Linked DNA regions of Homo sapiens: region 2 is linked to region 1. A link is a loop called in an ENCODE intact Hi-C map of the cell type or tissue named here. Cell type or tissue: PC-3. All regions are shown on one strand.

Region 1 (5,000 bases):
CACCCTGGATGCAGAAAGGAGCTGCTCCCTGCGGGGCTCCTCTGAATTGTCCTATTGCTCATAAAGCTCCTTTTCATCTTGCTCACCCTTCACTTACCTGCATACCTCATTCTTCCTGGTTGCAGGACAACAACTTGGAACTTGCTGAATGTCAAGGGTAAAAAAGCTGTAGCACAAACAGGACTGAAGCATGCCTCTTGCTCACCGTGTTGTAGGCAAAGAGAAGGAGAGAAGAGCTGCAGCCCTTCGGGGAGCCCATACCTGGGAGCTCCCTGAGCCATAACTATGACTGCCTCTTTGGGGCTCTGTGGTTTCTGGCATCTCCAAGCTTCCGGGTATCACCACGTTCCCCACTGCCAGCCATGGAAGCTGCTTGCAGTGAGCCTGGTCTGGCCACAGCCTCGCAGAGAGCTGGTGCCCATGCCAGCATGTGGAGCCGCCTGCCCCGCTGTAGCAGCTGGCATGTCTGACTGTACACAGTGGCCAGACCCCATGCTTGCTCACATACCCCTCACTGTTCCATGCCTGACTCACCCTTAGCAGACATGGGATCCGGGCCTTTGGGAGGCATGTGATCCAGGCCGGTAGTGTGAGCTGAGCGCAGCCTACCAGGCTGAGTGGGCAAAATGAGCCTAGTGAGTTTGAGCAAAACTTGGGCAAAGGTGCCACCAGCCACAGAGGTTTCTAGCCAAAAAGCAACACTCCAATGATTCCATAACAATGGGACCTAATTAAACTAAAAAGCTTCTGCACAGCAAAAGAAATAATCAGCAGAAGGCTGGACACGGTGGCTCACTCCTGTAATCCCGGCACTTTGGGAGGCCAAGGTAGGTGGATCATTTGAGGTCAGGAGTTTGAGACCAGCCTGGCCAATATGACGAAGCCCCGTCTCTACTAAAACTCCAAAAATTAACAGGGTGTGGTGGCTCATGCCTGTAGTCCCAGCTCCTTGGCAGGCTAAGGCATGAGAATCGCTTGACCCCAGGAGACTAAGGTTGCAGTGAGCTGAGATTGTGCCACCACTGCACTCCAGTCTGGTTGACAGAGTGAGACTGTCAAAAAAAAAAAAAAAAAAAAAAAAGAAGAAGAAGAAAAGAAATAATCAGCAGAGTAAAAAGATAACTCACAGAGTGGGAGAGAATATTAGCAAACTATACATCCAACAAAGGACTGATATCCAGAATCTACAAGAAACTCAAACAAATCATCAAGAAAAAAAATAATAATCCCTTCAAAGAGTGGGCAAAGGACATGAACAGCCAAGTCTCAAAAGAAGATATGCAAATGGCCAACAAACATATAAAAAATGCTCAATATCACTAATTATCAGGGAAATGCAAATCAAAACCACAATGTGAAACCACCTTACTTCTGCAAGAATGACAATAATTTAAATATCAAAAAATAACAGATGGTATCGTGGATGTGGTGAAAAGGGAACACTTTCACACTGCTTGTGGGAATGTAAACTAGTACAATCACTATGGAAAACTGTATGGAGATTCCTTGAAGAACTAAAAGTAGAACTGCTATTTGATCCAGCAATCCCACTACTGGGTACCTACCCAGAGAAAAAGAAGTCATTACATGAAAAAGACACTTGCACAAGCATGTTTATAGCAGCACGATTTACAATTGTAAAAATATGGAATCAGCCTAAACGCCCACTAACTGAGTAGATAAAGAAAATGTGGCATTCTACTCAGCCATAAAAAGCAATGAAGTAATGGCATCTGCAGCAACCTGGATAAAGTTGGAGACCATTATTCTAAGGGAAGTAATTCAGGGTTGGAAAACCAAATATCATATGTTTTCACTTGTAAGAGGGAGCTAAGCTATGAGGACACAAAAGCGTAAGAATGATATAATGGACTTTGGGGACTGTTGGGGGAAGGTCAGGAAGGGAGGGTGAAGGATGAAAGGCTACACATTGGGAGCCGGGCATGGTGGCTGCTTGGCACGGTGGCTAATGCCTGTAATCCCAGAACTTTGGGAGGCCAAGGCAGACAGATCACTTGAGGCCAGGAGTTCGAGATCAGCCTGGCCAACATGGTGAAACCTCATCTCTACTAAAAATACAAAAATTAGCCAGGCGTGGTGACAGGTGCCTATAATCCCAGCTACTTGGGAGGCTGAGGCAGGAGAATCGCTTCAACCTGGGAGGCGGAGGTTGCAATAAGCCAAGATTATGCCACTGCACTCCAGCCTGGGTGACAAAGTGAGCCCTTGTCTCAAAAACAAAAACAAAAACAAAAAACCCGATGGCTACACATTGTGTACAGTGTACACTGCTTGGGTGATGGGTGCACCAAAATCTCAGAAATTACCACTAAAGAACTTTCCCATGCAACCAAACACCATCTGTTCCCCAAAAACTATTGAAAAAAGTATTTAAAACACAAGAGTCAAAAAATAATTTAAACGTTTATGAAGTACAGTAAGCTAAGGTTAATATATTATTCAAGAAAAAAATCATTTTTACACATTTAATGCAGCCTAAGTGTATAGTATTTATAGAGTCTACAGTAATGTCCTAGGCCTTCACATTCACTCACTACTCACTTTCTGACTCACCCAGGGCAACTTCCAGTCCTGCAAGCTCCATTCGTGGTAAGTACCCTATACAGGTGTACCATTTTTTAATCTTTCATACCATATTTTTACTGTACCTTCTCTACATTTAGAAAGATTTAGATACACAAATACCATTGTGTTACAATTGTCTACAGTGTTCAGTACTATAACATACTATACAGATTTGTAGCCTAAAACAGTAGGCTATATGATATAGCCTAGTTGTATCATCTAGATTTGTGTAAGTACACTGTATGATATTTGGACAAAGATAAAGTTGCCTAATGGTGCATTTCTTTTCTTTTTCTTTTTTATAGTTTCTTTTTTTTTTTTCAGACAGAGTTTCACTCTGTTGCCCAGGCTGAAATGCAGTAGTGCAAATATTGGCTTATTACAACCTCTGCCTCCTAGGCTCAAGCGATCCTCCCATATCAGCCTCCCGAGTAGCTGGGGCTACAGGCAACACAACCACACCCAGCTAATTTTTGTATTTTTTGTAGAGACAGGGTTTCATCATGTTACCCAGGCTGGTCTCAAATTTCTTGGCTCAAGCCATCCTCCCGCCTCAGCCTCCTAATGTGCTGGAATTACAGACATCAGCCACCATGCCCGGCCTGGAACATTTCTTAAAAACATATTCTTGTTATAAAGCGACACATGACTGTGCATTCAATGGAAAATTATTCAGTCATTAAAAGAATGAAATTCTGGCCAGGCATGGTGGCTCATGCCTGTAATCCCAACCTTTGGGAAGACAAGTTGGGTGAATCACCTGAGAGGTCAGGAGTTTGAAACTGGCCCGGCCAACGTGGTGAAACACTGTCTCTAATAAAAATACAAAAATTAGCCAGGCATGCTGGCACATGCCTGTAGTCCCAGCTACTCTGGAGGATGAGGCAGGAGGGAGAATTGCTTGAACCCAGGAGGCAGAGGTTGCAGTGAGCCGAGATCATACCACTGCACTCCAGCCTGGGTGACAGAGTGAGACTCTGTCTCAAAAAAAAAAAAAGAAAGAAAGAAAACACGGAAGGAATGGAATTCTGATACATGTGAAAAATGAGTGAACCTTGAAAACATTATCTAAGTGAAATAAGCCAGACACAAAAGGACAAATTTTGTGTGATTCCACTTACATGAGGTACCTCAAATAGGCAAATCCATAGAGGCAGAAGGTAGAGTAGAGCTTAAACAATGGTAGGGGGAAGAGGGGAGGGAGGGAACAGAGAGTTATTGTTGAGTGGGTATAAAGTTTCTGTTTGAGATAATTAAAACATTCTGGAAGTAGATAGTGGTGATGGCTGCACAACACTGTGCATGTACTTAATGCCACTGAGTTGTACGCTTAAAAATGGTTTAACTGGTGGCGGAACATGGTGGCTCATGCCTGTAATCCCAGCACTTTGGGAGGCCAAGGCAGGCAGACCACTTGAGGTCAGGAGTTCAAGATCAGCCTGGCTAACATTTTAGTGAGACCCCTGTCTCTACTAAAAATACAAAAATTAGTCAGGTGTGGTGGCATGTGCCTGTAGTCCCAGCTACTCGGGAGGCTGAGACAGAAGAATCACTTGAAGCCCGGGAGGTGGAGCTTGCAGTGAGGCGAGATCACACCACTGCATTCCAGACTGGGCGACAGAGCAAGACTCCGTCTCAAAAAACAAGCAAACAGAAAAAGGTTTAAATGATAAATTTTATGTTATGTATATTTTGCCACAATAAAAAAAAGAAAACTCAATTTGAAATTGTATTATGGAAATTTCTAAGCATATACCAAAGTTAAAAGTATAATGGACTTCCATGTATCCATCACTAGTTTCAACAATTATCAATTCCTGGGCAAATTCTGCTGTTTTACCCACCACCGTCCCTACTGGATTATTTTGCAGCAATATCCAGGCATTTTATTCTCTGCAAATATTTGAGAATGTTTTTCCAAAATAAATTAAGCATTTTTTTTTTTTGAGACAGTGTCTCACTGTGTCGCCCAGGCTGGAGAACAGTACTGTGATCTCGGCTCACTGCAACCTCCGCCTCCCGGGTTCAAGCAATTCTCCTGCCTCAGCCACTGAAGTAGCTGGGATTACAGGCACGTGCCACCATGCCCGACTAATTTTTGTATTTTTAGTAGAGACAGGATTTCGACATGTTGGCGAGGCTGGTCTTGATCTTCCGGTCTCAAGTGATCCACCCGGCTTGACCTCCCAAAGTGCTGGAATTACAGGCTTGAACCATTGTGTCTGAACATAGTAAGCATTTCTTTACCAAGGATTTCCTATTCCTCCTCAAAACCCACATCAGATATCACCTCCTCTGTAAGACCATTTGTTTCCCATTTCCCTTAGAAGCAGCATGACCCATTCCTCTCTATGAGTATTGACAACTTCTTACCTATCCCTCTGAACCATGGTTTCTCAATCTTGGCACTGCAA
Region 2 (5,000 bases), 190 kb after region 1:
AAGATATAAATCCAAGTATATTAGTAATATCAATAAATGTAAGCAACTAATGGTATGTTTTGAGGGGAGTAAAGCAGAATGGTTAAATTGAATATAAAAAAATCCATATACTGCAGAAAGGAGACAAACCAAGGAAACAAAAAAGATGAAAGTAAAAGAATGGGAAAAGATGTTCCAGGCAAATACTAACCAAAAGAAAGCTGGTATAGATACATTAGAAGCAATGATATTTTAATTATCACCGGTTTATTATTTGGCTTTAAGGCAAAAATCCTGTTTAGGGATAAAGTGACCACATAATGATAAAGGGTTAAATTCTCCAGGAACATACAACAGTTTAAACCAATAGCAACACAATACTAGAGTCTTAAGGCCCATGCAACAATGAAACAAAACATGACTGAATTATAAGAAGAAATTGAGAAATCCACAGTTATGATGGGAAAGTTCTCTCAGTGAACAATAAATAAAGCAAACAAAATTTAGTAAGGCCATGATACAGGTGAAGAACACAAATGATAAAGGAACCTTCATGTAGTGAATATACGTAGAATCCTTAACCAGACAATGAGCAAATACATATTTTTACATGGAATATTTGTGAAAATTGACCGTGCGTTACCTAGACCTAGGGCAAATTTCAAAGAATAGGTATACAGACCACATTTTCTGACTACAACAAAATCAAATTATAAATCAAAAACAAAAATAACTAGGATATATACATAATATTTTTAAAACACTTTTGAATAGCTCATAAGTAAAAGAAAATCATAATAGGAGTTAGAAAACATTTAGGACATACCAATATTAAAATATCATACATAAAAATTTGCAAATTAAGCTAAAATAATACAAAGAACAAGTGTTATATCCTAAAATGCTTATATAAGGAGAAACCTAAAAACTTCATCTTAAAGAGTTAGAGAAATTATAGCAAAATAAATTCTGAGAAAATGGAAGAAGAAACTAACAGAAAACAAATTAATGAAACACAGAACAAAAGGGCAACAAACATAATTTAAAAACCTAAAAAATACTACAAACCTCTGGCAAGAAAAAAAAGCACAAACATTATTAGGACTAAAAAAGGAAACATATAACAAATTCAGCCTAAATTTTTAAAAATTGTAAGAAAGACTTCTAAATTTTTATGTTCCTCAAAACAAACTCTCAAGAGATATAAAGCAAAATGGGAAGAATATTCTAATCCAACTAGAAACTAACGTTAAAAAATAATAGGAAGAACTTAGAAGAGAAATAAAGAATTCTATAATCACAAGAGGGAAATTTGAATACATCTTTTTCAGTTATTGACAGAAATAGCCTTCAAAAAGTTAGTAAAACTATAAAAGATTTGAACAATGTGATTTACAAATGTGGCTTAATAAACATACACAGAACGCTGAAGTATGGGATTGTTGTTACCATTCTGATAAAAATGTTTTCTAATGTTTCATTAGAATATTTCTAATATTTCATTGTGATTTTGCCTTTTATACACAGATTATTTAGAAGGGAAGATTAGAAAGGAAGAAATAAAACCATTTTCATTCACAAATAACATGATTGTCTATGTAGAATATCCAAATAGCTTTTTAAAAGAAAAGAGAAAAACTCCTAGAACTAATATAAGTGAGGTTAGTAAAGTCACAGGATGTAAGATCAGCACTGCTGAGCTTAATATTTTGCTGTTGCCATCTTGAAATTCTGAATAATTTTTGAACAAAGGGCTTCACATTTTTATTTTGCACTGAGTTCCACAAATTATGTAGCTAGTCCTACCTAAGATGTCATAGTAGCTGTGGTCCTTATTCAAGAGTTATCTAACTGCAATGTCCACATTAGCTTTATTTCCAACCATAGTCATTGGAAAAATTTGCTCAGTGCTTTACTCTGAGAATTTGTCATTGATTTTATTTATATGTTATTCTCAAAAAGATGGTTCTTCAAAACCACCTCCATGAGAGACTAAGAAGGCCAATGGGAAACCTGCTTTGCTCCTCATACGCTATTCTTTCATGACTCCAAACTCTTCTTATCCCAGTATATCCAAGCTGCTCTTGATGGATCACACATTGCTGCACTGCTAGCAATTACACATGGCTCTATGTACAAATCTTCAACGGTTGGATCACACTTTAGGACGAAATAGGACTGAATGAAGTGGACAGCAAATGCTGACTTGCCCCTGACACCTCTTTCAATCTCTTGTCCATATCCTTGGAATGTTGCTAAGCCCACACTAGCCCACAAAACCCCAATCCCTAGGTCCAGCTCCAGATGTCTGCCTGGCAGGCTGATAGAGAGTAATCAGGTGAGCCTCCAAAAGGGCGAGTTCACTTAGGGGTACCACTGCACCAGAGGCTGGTCAGGGTTCTTTGAGGGATAGAGATGTGTGGTATCTGGCTGGAACATGTGGTAGCTAGTGAGGGGCTCTCTCCTCAGCACCTGCTCCCTCTTAATATCTTTGGATTTAACTTACTGTTGTTTTTGTTGTTGTTGTTTTACTAACTTATTGGAATGAATGCTTAATTAATTTATTCTCCTTTTTTCCTAATATATTCTTACAAGCCTATAGATTTTCTTTTAAGTACTATTTTGGCTTCATCTCAGATTTTGATACATAGTATTGTTGTTACCATTCTGATAAAAATGTTTTCCAATATTTCATTGTGATTTTGTTTTTTATACACAGGTTATTTAAAAGTGTGTTTTTATTCATTTCCAAACATATGGGGTTTCTCTAGGTTATTTTTGGTTGATTTCTAGCTCAGTGGCATTATAGTCAGAATACACACTTTGTATGATTTCAATCGTTGAAATTTGTTGAAACTTGCTTTATGGCCCTGTCCAAAAAAAAATGGTTCATGGTTTACAGTCATCATAAAAATGGTCAATTTTTATAGATACTCTATGTGCTTGAAAAGCATGTGTATTGTGTAGATATCTTTGCTTTCTTCCTGATTTTAGGAATAAGCCTTTCAATCTTTCACCATTTTGTATAATTTAGCTATAAGGTTTTTGTAGGTGCATTTTATGAGGTTGAGAAAGTTGCTTTCTTATTCCTAGGCTGCTGATAACTTTTATTATGGGGGCATTTGAAGTTTGTTAAATGGTTTTACTGTATCAATTGATATGATCATGTGATTTTTCTTCTGTGGTTATTATGGTGGACTATATTGATTGGTTTCCAAATATTGAAATAGTCTTGCTATTCCTGGATAAACTCCATTGATCCTGATATTTTATTTTTTTCATATATTCCTGGGTTTGATTGCTAATATTTTGTTGAGGATCTAAGCTCATGAGGGATACTGGTCTGTAATTTTCTTTTCTTGCACTGTCTTTGTCTGGTTGCCAGAATCTCTGAATACAATGTGTATTTGTCTTATTAATATTTTTCTTTCTGCTGCATCAGTTTTTGCTTCATGTATTTTGGAGCTATGTTATTTGGTGCATTTCCCCTAAGATTGCTATGCCTTCGTGATGGACTTATTCCTTTATTGATGTGTAATATTCTTTGTCCTTAGAAATTTTCTTTGCTCTGCAGTCCAATTTATCTAATATTCATATAGCCATTTCTGAGGATTATAAGCTCCTATCACTTATGAACATAAATTCAGAAATTCTTTAAAAAGTAGCAAACTTTGTTCAGTAATATCTGCAAAGATGATATATTATGACCATGTTGTATTAATTTCAAGGATGCCGAGGTTTACTTTTAGAAAATAAGAGATTAAAGGAGCAAGTCAAATTGTCTCAGTAAATGAAGAGAACAATTTTGATAGAAATTCCACATTCACTTGTAATTAAACACACCTTTTAGCAAGCAGAAGAAATATTAGTGTAAATAATACTAACTGCTCTAACAAGCAAAGCAAAAATCTCCATGGCTTACTGGTGGTAGTGATGGAGGCAGTGAGCATGGCGGTACGATCTGTGGTGCGATGCCTGGCAGAGCCTTTAGTGGTGTCTACTTTAGAGTAGCTATGCAATCTCCAAAACTGATTCTTTGGCTCTCTGGGGAGTCTGCGAGCTACACAATATCCTTTATTACACCTATTTTCTGCTTAGTCTTGTGAGAATTAGTTTCTATTGTTTCCAACTAAGAATTCTGACGGATAGAAAATGTGGTGCCTGATGTGTACCACATCAGTGAATAGTAAGGACTCAAATATTTCAAATTGGAAGGTTGATAACCTTTATTATATTGCGGCAAAATATTTATCAATCTGTTGCCTGTTGTCTTTTGAGACATTGACCATATGCCAACCGTATGGCATATGTTAGAAGACATACGGAAAAAAATCACATTGATGGGGCTCCTTTTTGCAGAGTTCAGCAAAGTTCTAAGGAAGATAAATAAACTCAGGCTAGGAGAGAACCACATCAAGGTCATGGCCATCACATAATTAGCTAAGAACTCTGAAATAAGGTACACTTTTGGGTTTCTAGAAAGTTTTAAATGTGTAGTACCATAAAAGCTTGATGTGCCCAATTCTTGTCAATATTTCCTCATCAGAATTGTTGTGTGATTTTTAATACATAGAGTTGACCAAAATAAAAACCTTCCATTTAGTTTTGAAAGATCTGTATTAGCAAAAGCGCCACCAGTCTGGACTAAAAGGGACTGACTATTCAAGATATAAAAAAAAACTTCTAAGCTTCAGACTTCATATGGAAAGAAAGAAAAAAGATAAGGCTATTCAGCCACCAAAAAGTGCACATTCTCCAAAGTGCCCTTTTCAGACGGGCACTTCAGAAGGACATAACCCAAGGAGTGTTATGGAGAAGAAAAGACCTTTCAGAGGATGGATCCAAGAGTCACCGAGAGCAATGAACTGATGCAGAAATGTAAGCTTATTGTGGGAAAAGTAGAAATAGAGATGAGCAAAAAGAAATACCCTCTCATCCTACCACCCTATCAGAGACACAGTTAACCTTGAATGATTTGGTGTATAGGTTTCCAGACTTTCCCCCGTGCCACCAATAACTCG

What was found. A loop is a pair of places that touch in the nucleus more often than their neighbours do. Peaks named below come from ENCODE experiments on the same cell type or tissue, not always from the same donor. Only the 100,000 strongest peaks of a DNase experiment are listed, where the experiment ranks them.
Region 2: a loop joins it to region 1, with 10 times the contacts of the local background. A loop is called at or near these places in 98 of 110 quality-filtered maps.

What each region holds. Positions count from the first base shown.
Region 1 is chr18:36,085,878-36,090,877 of GRCh38, forward strand. No RefSeq gene overlaps it. Among named protein-coding and RNA genes, the nearest start is that of RPRD1A, 21 kb to the left of the region's middle. RefSeq lists an enhancer at 435-988. In PC-3, no CTCF peak of the experiment used is centred here; no DNase peak of the experiment used is centred here.
Region 2 is chr18:36,276,935-36,281,934 of GRCh38, forward strand. No RefSeq gene overlaps it. Among named protein-coding and RNA genes, the nearest start is that of FHOD3, 18 kb to the right of the region's middle. In PC-3, no CTCF peak of the experiment used is centred here; no DNase peak of the experiment used is centred here.